Linked DNA regions of Homo sapiens: region 2 is linked to region 1. A link is a loop called in an ENCODE intact Hi-C map of the cell type or tissue named here. Cell type or tissue: dorsolateral prefrontal cortex. All regions are shown on one strand. Links, peaks and the distances in the headings refer to the core of each region. The heading gives the core; the rest is flanking DNA.

Region 1 (7,725 bases), core at 1,580-5,579:
TCCACCCTGCCATAGGGAAGTCGGGGGGCAGGCATTCGTGGGGGACCTGGGGCTAAGTCATCCCATCTCCTGGCGCCCCAGTTTCCTCTCCTGCAACTGGGTCACCGGCAAGTGGGTCAGAGGTGCAGTTCTTCCCTGATGTGGCTGCTGCCTGCTCCGAAGAAGCAGATCTTTGTCAGCCTCCAGAGCTGCAGAAGGACACTATCTTGGGCATGAATATCCCACAGCAGCAGTGCTTTTCTTCTCTCTCCGCCGGACCTGGCTCATTCTTGTCTGGCAGAGGAACAAGCGATTTCTTTTTATGAGCCTGCAAACCTCCAGCCTCCCAGCCTCCCAGCTGGCTGGGTGCCAGGGCTGGGCCTGACACACAGGCTGACGTCCCCACCCAGACCCATGGTCCTGGCTGCTCCGAATTCTGGAGCGTCTGAGTCACCATGCCTGAGCCGGCGGCGTCTCCATGAAAGAGTTCAGAAGAATAAAGGAACAGGCTCTCCTATGGGCCTGCTGATAGCAATCTATCAGCATGACTACATTTTGGCCTCCTTTTTTTGCTGCCTCTAATCCAGCAAAGCAGGCTGTGGGTGTCTGATGGTGAACTGCCTAGCAGGGGAGGGAGTCCATCAGAGTTCCCTTCCCAAAGGCGATCGTGTGGGGAGTGTAAACCTCCCTCTGTCCTTCCCCCACAGTACTGTTGGTTTCTGCGCATGATGGAGTAGGGTGGGAGAAGGAGGCTTTTCTGGCTCGTTTGTCCGGGATCCTGAGACTACCCGGCCTCCACTGAGACGTGTGCAGGCCAGAGGGGCACCATCCACCTGCAAGACTACGGTGTCTGGAGGCGCTTGGCTGATTAGCCCTGCGGCTGGCCCCCAGTTTAATGAGCGTGGCGCCTGGTGTGCAGCTCAACCCCTGCTTGTTTAGACAGCCTTGCTGGCTGTGCCACGTGTCCCCTGCACCAGGCCGAGGAGGGGCAGCCCCCTGAGAAAGCCTGTTCCTTTATTCTTTCAGAACTGAGCCCCGGCTGCCCCGGCTTGGGTCAAAAGGCCTGCTGGGGCCTGGAGAGTCTTATTTCCTGAGGGGCTGAGGCCGGCCAAGGGGGCAACAGACAGTGGGGGACACTCGTGGATACAGGTGACAGGGCAGCAGGGGCTGCAGCCAATCTCTCCCTTCCCTGACCAGCCTCCCGGAGCTGAGTGCTGGCCGCATTGCTCTGGCCTCCCTGGGATTTCACATTTGATCGCTTTTCAGTGTGGCTGCAAAGGAAGGCTGCAGGAGCCATTTGGTGGGCACTGGCTGGGTCCGTTGTTAGCAGCATGGTGGGGGACAGAGTGGCTTTCCTAAGATGGAAAGCCTGTTGGTCCTGATTTCTGTACACTCTAAGGCCTTGGCCCTGTCTCCTCCTAGCACGGCACCCTAGGCCATCCTTGGTCCTACCTCTCCTGATGCTGCCCCTCCCCCAATATTTATGCTCCACCCGGCAGCCAGAGTGGACTTTATTTTTATTTATTTATTTATTTATTTTGAGATGGTGTCTCACTCGGTAGCGCAGGCTGGAGTGTAGTGGCATGATCTTGGGTCACTGTAACCTCTGCCTTCTGGGTTCAAGAGATTCTCCTGCCTCAGCCTTTTGAGTAGCTGGGATTACAGGCACCCACCACCACACCTGGCTAATTTTTTATATTTTTAGTAGAGATGGGGTTTCACCATGTTGGCCAGGCTGGTCTTGAACTCCTAACCTCAGGTGATCCACCTGCCTCGGCCTCCCAAAGTGCTGGGATTACAGGCATGAGCCACTGTGCCCAGCCTTAATTTTTATTTTGTAAACTTTTGATTTTGAAATAATTACAGACTTGAAAACTTGCAAAAGGAGTGCCAAGACTTCCTGAATCTACTTTCCTCAGATTCCCCCAATGTTAACATTTTTACCAATTTTTGTGTGCTTTCTCCACACACACACATTTCTGTTTTCCCTGAAGCTTTTGAGATTAAATTTTAGACATGATGCTCCTTGAACCCTGAAATATTTCAGGGTGCATTTCCTAAAAACAAAAACAACAAGGATGTTCTCTTAAATAACCACAGTACGGTTTATCAAAATTGGGAAATATACACAGATATTTACACAGATGTTACCTGATCCCCAGATCTTATTCAAATCCTGTCAGTTGCTCCACTAATGTCCTTCAAAACAAAAGAAAAGAAATATTTCTCTGGTTCAGGATCCAATTCAGAATTGCACACTGTAATCTGTTGTTGTGTGCCTGTTGTGTAATCTGTTGTTGTGTGTCCTATAATCCAGCATAGTCCCTTAGTCTATCCTTGTCTTTCATGACATGAACACTTCTGAAGAATAAGGGCTGGCGATTTCATAGACTGACCCTTAGTTGGGCTTTGTCTGATGTCTCTCGTGATCAGATTCAGATACTGCATGTTTCGCAGGAATGCCACTCAAGTGATGGGTGTCCTCCATGCATCGTATCAGGAGGCACGTGATGCCCATTTGTTCCATTACCGGTAATGTTAACATTGATCACTTGGCTAAGGTGGTGTTGGCCTGCTCTCTTCACTATGTTATTATTTTTCCCTTTAAAACTAATAGTATCTTATGGCTAGAGCAATTTTTTTTTTAAATGGCAATCTGATGACGTCACCTCCTTTCCTAACCCCAGCTGAAATCCTAACTCCTTATCTTGGTGTGCCCAGCCCTATGTGATCTGGCACCTGCTGAGCTCTGTGATGTCATCTCCTATCACATTCTTCACTCCCCCTCCTCCCACCCGGTTGGGGAACTCCAGGCACATTGGCCTTCCTGCTCTTTCTAGAACATACCTCTCTCATTCCAGCCTCAGGGCCTTTGTACTAGCTCTTCTCTTGGCCTTGAATGCTCTTCCTCCAATAATCACATGCTGGCTTCTTTGTGTCCTCCCAATCTCAGCTTACATTTCACCAGAGGGAGCTCCCCAGGCACTCCACCACAGCACCCTGGTTTGGTTCTTAGCATAGGACTTTCTACCAATTGACATTTGTACATTTATTTGTTCTTTGTCCATCTCCCGCAGAAGAAGAAAGCAGGGACCCCATGTACCTCGCTCAGTGCTGCGACTAGGTCCACAGTTGCGGAATGAATATTGATCAAAAATTTGCTGAATGAATGCAAGATGAAGGATTGCTCAGTAACGCGTTGCAAGCTGGGATCCTAACCCGGAAGTCTTGGAGTCCTGCCAGATTGTCTATGTTGGCTGCAGTGCAGCTCTGCTGGGCTTGTACTCAAACAGGGCAGATGGCAGCAGAGTAGCTAAGGGCTTCCTGCATGACTCTATTAAGGGGAGATGGAGGAAACAAGAAGTAATGATGAGATGGGGTAGGAAAGTGAAGGTGCCTTTGAGCCCTAAAGTACGGATCCTTCCCACGATATCTTCCTTCCTCCTTTCTTTCTTCCCTTCCTTCCTCCCTCCCTCCTTTCATCTCCCATCCTTCTGCCCTGTGTCACTGACCATGAAGTGAAGATGGCCTGGGGTCTTCTTTCTCCCCCAGTCCTTCTGTCTTTGTTTCTTTCAGGGAATGTGTTAGTCAGCTCTGGTTGCTATAACAAAAAATGGCAGACTGGGTGGCTTAAACAACAGTAATTTTTTTTTTTTTTTTTTTGAGACTGAGTCTTGCTCTGTCACCCAGGCTGGAGTGCAGTGGCGCAATCTCAGCTCACTTCAAGCTCCGCCTCCTGGGTTCACGCCATTCTCCTGCCCCAGCCTCCCCAGTAGCTGGGACTACAGGTGCCTGCCACCACGCCCGGCTAATTTTTTGTATTTTTAGTAGAGGCGGGGTTTCACTGTGTTAGCAAGGATGGTCTCAATCTCCTGACCTCATGATCCGCCCGCCTCTGCCTCCCAAAGTGCTGGGATTACAGGCGTGAGCCACCGTGCCTGGCACAACAGTAATTTATTGTCTCACAGTTCTGGAGGCTGGAAGTCCAAGATGAAGGTGCCAGCAGGGTTGGTTTCTGGTGAGGCCTCGTTCCTTGGCTTGCAGGTGGCCACCTTCTCTCTGTTTCCTCACATGGCCTTTCCTATGTGCAAGTACAAAGAAAGGGTAGGATAAGTTCTCTAGTGTCTCTTCCTCTTCATATAAGGATACCAGTCCTTTTGGATTAGGGCCTTACTCTCATGACCTCATTTCACCTCAATTACCTCCTTAAAGGCCCTGTCTCCAAATGCACTGGGAGTTCAGGCTTCAACGTATACATTTTTGGGGGACACACTTCAGTTCACAACAGGGAGAGAGCTTTGATTCTTGGCAGAAAACCACAGAGATTCTCCTAGCAGTTAGGTCCCCCAGGAGGTGTCTTCTCCCTCTCTTAATGCTACTGGACCTTAGGCTTCATTTTGAGAAATCCTCCTGGCCGGGCATGGTGGCTCATGCCTGTAATCCCAGCACTTTGGGATGCCGAGGCAGGTGGATCACTTGAGACCAGGAGCTCGGGACCAGCCTGGACAACATGGTGAAACCCTGTCTCTATTAAAAACACAAAAATTAGCTGGGTGTGGTGGGTGCACGCCTGTACTCCCAGCTACTCAGGAAGTTGAAGCGGGAGAATCACTTGAACCCGGGAGGCAGAGGTTGCAGTGAGCCAAGATCACGCCACTGCACTCCAGCCTGGGCGACAGAGTGAGACCTCGTCTCAACCAAAAAAGAAAAAAAAAAAAGAGAAATCCTCCTGGACATGTCAAGATCCACCTATGTAATGTCCACTTTCATGGAATGAAATTGGCTCCTCTCAGGTGGGCCCTACCGAGAGAATCTTTAGGTGGCAAGATAGCGAGTGAGTAGTGCTGCACATGGACCCTGGGGTGCTGGGATTCTGTTCTGAGGTTCATCTTCGTGTGTGTTTGTGTGTGTGTGTGTGTATGTGTGCGTGTGTGTGTTTGTGCATGTGTGTATACACCAACATGCACATGCTCTCTGGTTAGAATTGCTAGGCAGGGATGGGCAGCTGGCTCCCTCTGCCGTGACCTATCCCACTTTGGACACTTGATTCCGCCAACCTGTGCCCCCTTTAGCCCTCCCAGCCCAGGTGTGGCCCAAGATCCCTGCCTTTTTCTCAGGAACCCACAGAAATGAGGTTGGAACTTTCTAGAGGGCTTTGTGGTAGCTGGGGGACCTACATATGCTAGCATAAAGGATGTGGGCAGAGCAGGCAGCTGTTGCAATGATCTTTTGCTATATAACAAACCATTGCAAAACTTAGTGACTTAAAATAGTGACATTAATTTTGCTCACGAGTGTACACTTTGGGCAGGACTTAGCAGGGACGGGTCTTCTCTGCTCTACTTGGTGGCAGCTGGGGTGGTTGGAAGCTGCGGCCTGGATTATCTGAAGGCGTGCTCACTACCATGTCCGGTGGTTGATGCTGGCTGTCGGCTAGTATGTTAACTGGACTTGTGGATCAGAACACCTATATGTGGCCTCTCCAAGTGGTTGCTTGGCTTCCTCACACTATGGCAGATGGGTTCCAAGAGTAAGTGTCCCGAGAGAGAGCCAGGCGGAAGCCACTGCATCTCTTCTGACCTAGCCTTGGAAGTCACCCAGGATCACTTCCACCATATTTTATTCATTAGAAGCCAGTCACTAAGGCTGGCCTATGTTCAAGGAGAAGGGATTTAGACTCCAGCTCTTAATGGGAAAGAAAAATGTCAAAGAATTTGCAGCCACATTTCAAAATCTACCGCAGTGGCTCACTGCTTCCTTCCCATTCATGCAAGACTTGAGGCTTGGGACTCTTCCCTTTCCAAAGCCCTGTCTCCGTCTTTACAAGGTCACCGTCGTGTCACCTACCACCCAGTGGTGCCTTTATGGAAGCCAGAGCAGGAGAGAGAGCCATCCTTTCCTGGATCAAGGCCAGACCAAGAAGAGGCAGTCCTCTGGGCAGAGGAATGATTTGGTGCCCCTTCATACAGGCAAAACCAGATTTCCTATCAGAACAGCATTTGGCTGCAAGTGACAAAGAGATCTAAAAGAAGGCTGCAGTGTATTCCTCTCTTGCATAGCAGTCTGGAGGTGGCAGTCCATGGCTGACATGGCTATTCTGCTTATGAAGTCCATGGGGACCCAGGCTCCCTTTATTGTGCTGCTCTGCCATGCATGGCCTCGTCTCCAGGTCACCTTATGGTCAAAGACAACTACTGTAGCTGCAGTCAGTATATCCATGCTGTGGCCAGCAGAAAGGAGGAAAAGATCAAGAAGTAGAAGCAGAGGGTGCCCGCAGCTATTTTGTAAGGAAAGTTCCCAGGCCTATCACGTGATACTTCTGATTGTATTTCATTGGCCAGAACTTCTCCATATGGTCACTCCTAGCAGTGGGAGGCTGGGAAACGTAGTCTTTATTCTGGATGGCCATGTGTCCCGCTAAAATTGCTCATTCTCTCAGCATGGAGAAAAGAGAGAAAAGATGCTGTGGGTCAAGAAGCAGACTATGCCAAACTTATTAATTAAAAAATTTTATGTGTGGACAGATTTACTTACTAATTTACCTACCCTGGCTAGAGAAAAATTAATGGTCTAAAACAACAGCAAAACATCTTACCCTTTTTGTAGTTCTTTCCCTCACATCAGTTTTCTTTGGCAATTTCTCAAGGAGGACAACTGGGCGGGGTTATGTTGAAGAGTTTACAAATTATTTAATATAATGAATCCTTGTGTGTAGTAAATAAGAAAGCTACACCATGCTTTACTTATTTCAGAATTTTAGCTGATGGCAGCTATACGTGTGTATTACAAAACTACCCAAAGAGAGGGGTCAGTGCCAGCCACGGGTGTTTTTAAAATTTCCATATAAGGCTGCTGTTTACTTTGGTAGGAGCTTGTGGAAACTTGCGTCAACCAGCATGGGTATTTCTATTTATTCCAGTGGTATTTTGGACCCTCTAACAGGCTGGTGCCTTGGGCAGCTACCCAGCTGGCCTGCTCAGCTAGCTCTGTGTCTGAGGACACTCAATAGGACTTTATTATATATGTGTATATGAGACAGGGTCTCACTCTGTCACACGGCTGGAGTGCAGTGGCACGATCATGGCTCACTGCAGCCTCAAGTTCCTAGGCTCAAGTGATCCTCTTGCCTCACTTCCCCAGTAGCTAAGACCACAGGCATGCACCACCATGTTTGGCTAATTTTAAATAATTTTTTTTTTTTGTAGAGACGGGGATCTTGCTATGTTGCCCAGGATGGTCTTGAACTCCTGGCCTCCAGACGATCCTTCCACCTCAGCCTTCCAAGGTGCTGGGATTAAAGGCATGAGCCACCACGCCTGGCTGGGACTTTACAATTTAGAGAAGACCTGATCTCTACCTAAACGGTATGACTTTGGCTCCATGGTCCTTAATAGGTGAATTGTGCCTCCGTATACTATAATGACCTGGATATTTATACAAGAGACTGGATTAGTTTTCCAGGGGTGCTGTACCAAAGTACCACAGACTGGGTGGCTTGAACAACAGAAATGTATCGTCTTATACTTCTGGAGGCCAAAAGTCTAAGGAGGCCTAACGTCAAGGGGTCACCTGGGCCACGCTCCCTCAGAAGATTCGAGGGAAGGATCTGTTCCAGGACTCTCTCTTAGCTTCTGGTAGTTCCTTGGCTTGTGGCCATGTGACTCTAATGTCCACATGATATTCTCCCTGTGTGTGTCTGTCTGTGTCCAAGTTTCCCTTTTTTTTTAAAATAAGGACAACAATAAT
Region 2 (7,725 bases), core at 2,542-6,541, 63 kb after region 1:
TATTTTCTTTTCCTTAAAAAAAATAAAATAAGAAGAAAAGGTGAAATGTCAGAGAAAAGAAAAAATATTTTAAGCCATGAATCTTCACAGATGCATGGCATGCTTTTAAAAAAAAAACATGAAAAGATGTGAATTTGAGATGGGGCTAGGATGCATTCCCAAGACCAGCGTGTATGTCTCCCAGACGCCTGCAAATGGCTTATCAAAGGCTCCAGCTGCGGGCCGGCCTCATTTGTCAAAGGCCTGACATCTGATGACGTCATAGCGCCAGAAACTCTCCTGGGCCTGACTTAGAAAGGTGTGTTATGAAAACAGGGACGGGCACTCTCTCTCAGTCCACACCCCCCACCCTTCCCACCAGATTCATTTTTATCACCACCTGCTTCTTTTCTGTATAGTGGATGGCTTGATGAAATTGCTCTATTTGATGGTGGCTTAAGTCCCTTAAACACGAGATTAAAAAATATGCTAAAAGTCTTAACGAGCCTTGGGCCAAATCATGAAGCAGGTAAAGTCTGTCTTCCTTCTTCTGTGCTTGTCTGTTTTCTGCCTCTTTGATGGTGAATAAGGTTCAGCTGTGCTGGGAGCTGGCGTGAAAAGTTGACCAGATATTTTTTTTCTACGAGACTAGGGAATTGCTGTTACCCCAACACAGATGGATTTGCATCTTCAAAGAGAACCGTGGGTGGGGAGCAATGCTTAACACAATGGAATGCCTCAATCATGGAGGAAATGTAGGCACAGTGGGAGCTGGATTTTCTGGCTCCTTCCAAATCACACCAGATAGATGACTATCTTGTTTGCCAATTGTGCAGGGGAAGTGGCTGCCACAAATGTGGCCAGGTATTAATCTCGGGTGTTAGAGGTCTGGATCATCTTGGGGATGGGTAGAACTGCAAGGGGGCAGGGACTTCTAGGTGCTGGTCATGTTCTGTTTCTTGATCTGGGTGTGGGTTGTGTGGTTTGCTTGCGAAAATTCATCACATATAAAAACTAATCATATGAAAAAGTTCACTTTCAAAAAGTGGCTTTGGAGTCTGGGAAAAGAAGACTTGGTTCTGGGAGTGTCTATTCTTTCCATTGCACTATGCCAGATGTTTATGGGTTACTGCCTTTAATGCTCACAACAGCCCTATGAGGTGGGTCCAATAATTATGTCCATTCTGCAGATGTGGGCATCAAGTCATGGAGAGGTTTGATCTGTTGCCCGACCACACAGCCAGTTAGCAATAGAACAAGGATTCAAACTCAAGTCTTCTAACTAGAAAGTCTCTGTTCTTTCCAATGCAGTGTAGGGGTAGAGGTTTGCCTCCCTAAACACCTTAGGTAGTTACAGGAAAATCCTAGTTTGCTCAGGGCCCTGAGAGGGGTCTGTATTTATCTGAGATGATTGTTAGAGGGTGAAGGCTTGGATAGTGACAGCTGGGGCTGGAGGACCATGATGGGCAAGGTTAAGGTTTCACATCCTAGAGTGGTGACAGTGACCAGAGCTTGAAGAGGAACTGATGTGTGTGGGGAGGGACCCAGGGAGGAATGGTGAGCTGGCTCAGGACACAGTACAGGGTGAGTCCAGTTGGGGCATGCCAAGGGTCTCATGTTGAGAAGACTCAGTGTGGTGGTTTTGATCTGAAATGGAAGGAATCCTTGGAACCCTGTGTCTTCAAAAACCGAAGACGTGGAGGGATGTTTTTGGCCCTCTTGGACCTACAACTGGGAGCAAGAAATGTGGGCAAGGAAGGTGTATACTTTACAAAGATGGCTATAAATATAGCTGCCTTCTCACATGGTCTTCTGCAATGTGACCTGCCACTCATCCATCAAGTCTGTCTTCACTCCTTTGAATCTGGTGAGGCCCTGTGACTCTTTTGACCAATGGAGTATGATGGAAATGAATCTATACTTGTTCCTGGTGTAGCCCTTAATTGGCCTGGTGGCTTCCTCTTCCTGCCTCTCGAAACTCTTGATTTTGGGACAGGGACACATCCTCTCAGAATCCACCACCATGCTGTGAGAAGCCCAAGCCACATGAAGGTGCTCCAGTTTTCAGCCCCAGCTGAGCTACCGGTCAACAGCCAGAATCATCCACCAGCCACGTGCATGCACCGTCTTGGACACCCAGCCCAGTCCAGCCTGCAGATGACTGCAGCTGCAGCTGCCTGAGAGACCCCAAGTAAGAACCATCCAGCTGAGTCCACTAAATTCACAGAACCCAAGAGATAATAAGAATTGTTTTAAGTCATTAAGTCTTCGGATGGTTTATTACACAAGAAGAGATAATGAAAGCCAAGGGCCTCAAAAGATTGGAGCTCTGGAGTGCTGAGAGTGCCAACCGGGGGTATAAGAGGGAAGAAATCAAAGGAGGCTTCAAGTGGAGTCAGGCTTACATTAATAAGAATGCCAGCAATGTCATGAGCCTGGAGACCTGAGTTGCAGACTTGGCCCTGCCCATTACTAGCCCCCAAATCTCCAGCAAGTCACCACTTTCCTGTGCCTTGGTTTTCTCATCTGTAAAATGGAGCCGATTCATTCAACAGAGTATTGTATATGGGTCCTAATTGGGGCAGGCAATACAAAGATCAGTGCTGATCAGCCCCTGAGATCTTGTGCACATTCTAAGACAAAACTAGGCACTGTGAGAAAGTTTGCATAGAAACGCACGTAAGTGTTAATTACATGCAAATCCTTTAGACCAGTGCCTAGCACATTCTAAGTGCTCAACATATGTCTGCCGTCATTATTATGCTATGCCTGCAATTTATTTCTCTGAATAGCACTTATGCCCTGATTGCAGCTTTAAAGGCTAACTGGGTACAACTACTTTGGAAAACTCTTTGGCAATAAAGTTAAACATATACCTACCTTATGACCTAGCGATTCCACTCCTGGGTGTGTATACCCAACAAGAATAGGCCCTTGTATCCACCAAAAGACATATAATAAAGAACAACGCTCATAACCACTTCATTCATAACAGCCCCAAGTTGGAGGCAATCCAGATGTCCATCAAAAGTCAAGTGGATACATAAATTGCCGTATAATTCTACAATGGAATACCACTCGGTAATTAAAAAGGATGAACTACTGTTTTATGCAATAGCATGGATGCAACTGACATTGAGTGAAAGAAGCCAAACACCGACGAGCGCAGGCTGCATCATTTCGTTTATAAAAATAGGCAAAACTGATTTATGGTGACGGAGATCAGAAGAGTTGGGAGATGTTGACTGATTGAGATACGCAGAAACCTTTTGGGCTGCTGGCAATGTTCCATATTTAACCTGGGTGATGATGATGCAGATATATACATATGCGCAAATGAATCAAGCAGTGCACTTAATATGTGCAGTTACACTTAATATGTAAGTATATACCTCAATAAAAAAGTAAATAAAAAGGGGGAAAAGCTCTCTGTGGGTGGGCTGCTCCCAGGTGGCCACTGTGGTGGGAGCTGGGCAGGAAAGGGAAAGGTTCTAGCTGGGGACTCTTTGAAAGAAAAATGACCTTTTTTCCCTTAAGATGTGGTAGTCCCTATTAAGTCAAGTGACCCTGGAAGCCACTGGGACACTCCCTCTCTGGGGCTGTCCTAGGCTGCTTGTGATACCCTAAGGCTGTGCTGGGGCCAGTGTGGGGCTCCCCCATGGACCCCCAAGTCCCTGAGGTGTGGGCCCTTCCTTCCACAGGCAGAACCTCAGCTCCCAAGTCTGAGAAGCCACGATTGAAAGGGCGGCCACGAAGGATCCTGTTAATGCTAAGCATTAGTGACTTCAAGAACCCAGAACGCAGCTAGGGAACAAAGCACCGGCGGGAATGGAGACGGAGCCGGGCTCAATGGAGATAAGCGAAAGTTGAGCATGGAGGCACAAGGGCCAGTTTGTTGTAGAAATCCTGACAATTGAGTACTGCACCGCAGGAAGCGGGACCCGCTCCTGGAGCCGGGGTCCTCGGGCCAGTGATGGCAGCAGGGCGGGCTTCCAGGAGGGGGAGTCGACGGGGGTACTGGCTGGAGAAAGGCTTCCCTCTGTCCCCTATTCCTGCCCCTATTTTCCTTAAAGCTCCGCTGGCCTCTGTCACTTCCCGCACACAGTCCTGGAAAGGGGGTTTCTCGGAGCCAACAACAGAGCATCCCCTCCACCCCCACCGAGGGGCTACCGCGCCCTTCGATACACAAGTGTAGCTCGGGGCCGGCAGAGCGAGGCGGATTGAGTATAATTAATTTAGAAACCAGGGTGGGTTTTATCACCATCTATGCTGGAGCAGGTTTCGCAGCTGCCTGAGGGCTTCCCTAAGAGAGCTCTCTGGCATCGGACCCCGGGGGTGCCCCCCCACCACAACAACGGTGGCCGTGCCCCAGGGTCGCCTGGGTCCCCTGCAGCGCAGCGAAGCCCCCAGGGAGCCGCCTCCTTCTGCCCTCCTGCCCGCGCGTTCTGTCCCTGGCATTTCTCCGGGGACGCGGGGGCGGCCCGGGGGCAGCCGCAGGCCTTGGCACGGCCGCAGGGTAATTGGAGCGCGCCGGGGACGGGATAGGGGAGGGAGAGGGGAGGAGGAAGGGATGCCCCTCAGGGCGCCGGTCCCCGCCACAGCCCGGGAGGGGGCGGCCGGGACTCGGAGAGCCATCCCGGGGTCCGCGCGGCCACGGAAGCTCCCTCCCCGGCTCCGCGCCGGAGCCCTGCCGCGCCCTCCCCGCGGCTCCGCCCGCTCATTAGCGGAGGCCGGGCCGGGCCGTTCGCCTCCTCCGGCCGCCAATTACCCGCCCTGCTGGCTCCGAGCGCGCCGCCGGGCCAGACAAAGGCGCGGGCGGGGGAGGGGAGAGGAAGGGAGGGAGCCCGGGGCGCCCGCGCCTGCAGAGCCGCGGCGGCGGCGAGATAAGGGCGGTTGGGACGCGCCGCGCTCCAGATGGAAATGAATCCAGCGAGCGGGGCCGGCGAGCGAGGCGCCGCGTCGGGCAGGGGCGCGGAGGTCGGACGCGGCTCGCCCCTTAGGACCTACGTTTTTAACGCGACGACACCATATGGGACCTCCTGTCCCTGGTCGCCCCCACCCCTGGGGGCCAGCCGCTCTGGCCCTGCGCTGCTGTGCGTTTGCAAAGTGCTGGAGCGAGGCGCGCCACGTGCCTTGTGCCTAACGCACCGCAGCTCCCTAAACCTCGCTGCAGAGCTGCGCTCAGCACAGTGCAGCTAACCAAAGCCTTCTGTGCTAAACCCCCAGGCCCAGACAGGTTCCGAGCCTTTCCCAAGCAAAGCCGAGCTGAGAACCTGGGTCTGGGGTGTAAACAGCGTCGCGCCTTGGTAGCCTAGCTTCCGGGCCTCTTTGATGATTAGGCAATTTTTTAAAAATTGGAAAATGAGGCACAGAGAGGTGAGATGATTTATTAACAGCTCCTCAGATTTGTGGCAGCATCTAGGGCATAGTTCGTGGTCTTCTAACATTTTAAATATCCTGACTTTTTCAGGAAAAGAAAAACACACCACAATCTTGCACTCTGATATTTTCAGGTTCTAAAGCCCCTTCGCAGAGTCCTTTCCACCAGAGTCTCTTTCTATGAGAGAGAAGACAGTGTCTGGGGGCCTCCTGACCAACCACAATTATTTTGAGGAGATTTAATTCTTTAGTTTGCATACTGAAAACCATAGGTACATATTTTTTCATTATCCAAACCTATGACTATTATGCTGAATTTGAGTGGGAATTAGCAGAATCACTTAGCCAGGGAGGACCCAGGTCTTTGGGGCTGAGTCTGTGAGGTGCCCATCCCTATCTTAAGCCTCTTTTCCTGGGCAGGGTCTGGGAGCATTCTAGGGTGTGAGGGAATTTCCTGTTATTCTTCCCTGACGTCTGTCACCTTGGCTCCAAGGAGCTTTAAGAGACAACTTCCCCTTCAATCCAGTGCAGGGGACAGGGGTTGCAGTGCAGAGACAGTCAGGGTAGGGGTCAGGGAGACTCGGGCCTCAGGGCACGCCTGTGGGATGAGATGTAGACTGCCCCAAATGAAGACAAATGTTCCTCAATAAAGCGCCATTCCCAAGGGCCCCCCCTTGCTGCCTGCTGTCAGCCGCAGTTTAGGGCCCCTGAGGTCAAGGGCTTCCTCCCAGCCCCCCAGGCTACTTAGCTCTGCACAGAGAATAGCCAGTGGGGGCCTTGGCCTCCTCTTTCTCACAAAGGCAGCCTCAAAGACCAGGCATTGGGCCAGAGAGAGAGAGAGAGAGAGAGAGAGAGAGAGAGAGAGAGCAAGCCTGAGAGGCTCAGGCTCAGTGCAAATCATTCTGTCCTCCCTGTGGGGATGATATCTCCATGAGCTAGCCCTACAGGACGCCATGCATCTGCAGTGGTAGTGGCAGAGAGTGTGTGTGCTTGAGAAGGGGCCCTCTTTCATGAGGACTCCTTTCTGGGGGCCTGGGAGAACCTGCCTTACAGAGCAGTCATGTGTACCTGGGGGTTCCCAGCCACCAGGAGACCCTGTCCTGGGTCATACTCAAGCTGGCCTGCTCAAGCCAGGCCGTAGCAGCTGTTAAAATATCAAAATCCGCTGTGCTCCTTGGTAAACAGCCTCAACTCCCCAAGTACCCCTCTCCCAGGCCCTGCCGCTCTGCCCCCACTGCCCCCTCCGCCTGCCCCTCCATCCAACAATGAAAAGGTTAACAGCAGGTACAGCAGGGGAGCTTCAGGACCCCCGTCTCAGTCTACTTCCCTCCTGATGGGTCAGTGGGGATGACAGGCTGTCCCTGGACCTGGTTTTTACCAAAAGTATTCAATGGCCAATTGGTGATCTATTGGTGAACTTGAGAGACCTCACCCTCAAATATTCCTTCCACGGAGGCTCCAAATATCTCTCCCATGATTCCATTGTTTGTGTATTAATCTTTGGCCTCCCTTATGGTCCTGTTTTCAATTGTTCTTTACATCTTAGTCTTTGTAAATCTTGTGCCTTGGGGATGAGGCAGCCAGGGAAGAGTGGGTGCCAAGAGGGAGGGGCGGTATACCCACCTGCCCTCACCGGCCTGCCCAGCTGGAAGACATGGATGCTGCCGTCTGACTGGGAGGGGCTTTGTGGAGGGGGGGAATGGGGAACTTCAGGTCTGAGGTTGGAGTGTCACAACGGTACAGAATAGGCCAACCTGGTCCTCAGCACCCTAGCCTAGGTGCTTTGGTGAATCTGAAGCAGCTTCCACACCCCTTTCCAGGGTTTGGTCATGGCCAGCTTTGGCTGTGTTGAGAGCAGCAGGTGGCTCTCGACACCTTCCCACATGCCTAGACTGCAAAAGGGAGGCAGAGGGACCCTCGACTCATCACTGCTGAAGGTTCCTGAGCTGGGGAACATGAAGCTGGCCCCATCCTCCTTCAGAGAATGTCCTGTTGGAGCAGGCAAAGCCACATGGTCAGTTCAGGCCCAGAATGTATACTTTCCTTCCTTCCTTCCTTCCTTCCTTCCTTCCTTCCTTCCTTCCTTCCTTCCTTCTTTCCTTCCTTCCCTTTTCCTTCCTCATTGCCTCCCTTCCTCCCTCCCTGCCTCCCTTCTTTCCTCTCTCCCTCCCTCCTTCCTTCTTTTTTTTCTTTGTTTCTTGACGAGGTTTGCTATGTTGCCCAGGCTGGATTCAAACTCCTGGGCTCAAGCGATCCTCCTGTCTCAGCCTCCCCAGTAGCTGGGATTATAGGCATAAGTCACCATGCCCGGCAAGAATACACCCTTTTCAGAAGTCAGCTCAGAATGCCCTCTGCCACTCTAGGGTT

What was found. Peaks named below come from ENCODE experiments on the same cell type or tissue, not always from the same donor. Only the 100,000 strongest peaks of a DNase experiment are listed, where the experiment ranks them.
Region 2: a loop joins it to region 1, with 1.9 times the contacts of the local background. A loop is called at or near these places in 1 of 110 quality-filtered maps.

The regions. Positions count from the first base shown.
Region 1 is chrX:39,748,502-39,756,226 of GRCh38, reverse strand. No RefSeq gene overlaps it. Among named protein-coding and RNA genes, the nearest start is that of MIR1587, 85 kb to the left of the region's middle. RefSeq lists enhancers at 587-1,536, 2,382-3,581. In dorsolateral prefrontal cortex, for the core only: no CTCF peak of the experiment used is centred there; a DNase peak (open chromatin) is centred at 3,215; H3K27me3 peaks cover 1,691 bases.
Region 2 is chrX:39,686,005-39,693,729 of GRCh38, reverse strand. No RefSeq gene overlaps it. Among named protein-coding and RNA genes, the nearest start is that of MIR3937, 29 kb to the right of the region's middle. In dorsolateral prefrontal cortex, for the core only: no CTCF peak of the experiment used is centred there; DNase peaks (open chromatin) are centred at 3,835, 4,759, 5,132 and 6,106; H3K4me3 peaks cover 1,755 bases; H3K27ac peaks cover 2,317 bases; H3K27me3 peaks cover 4,000 bases.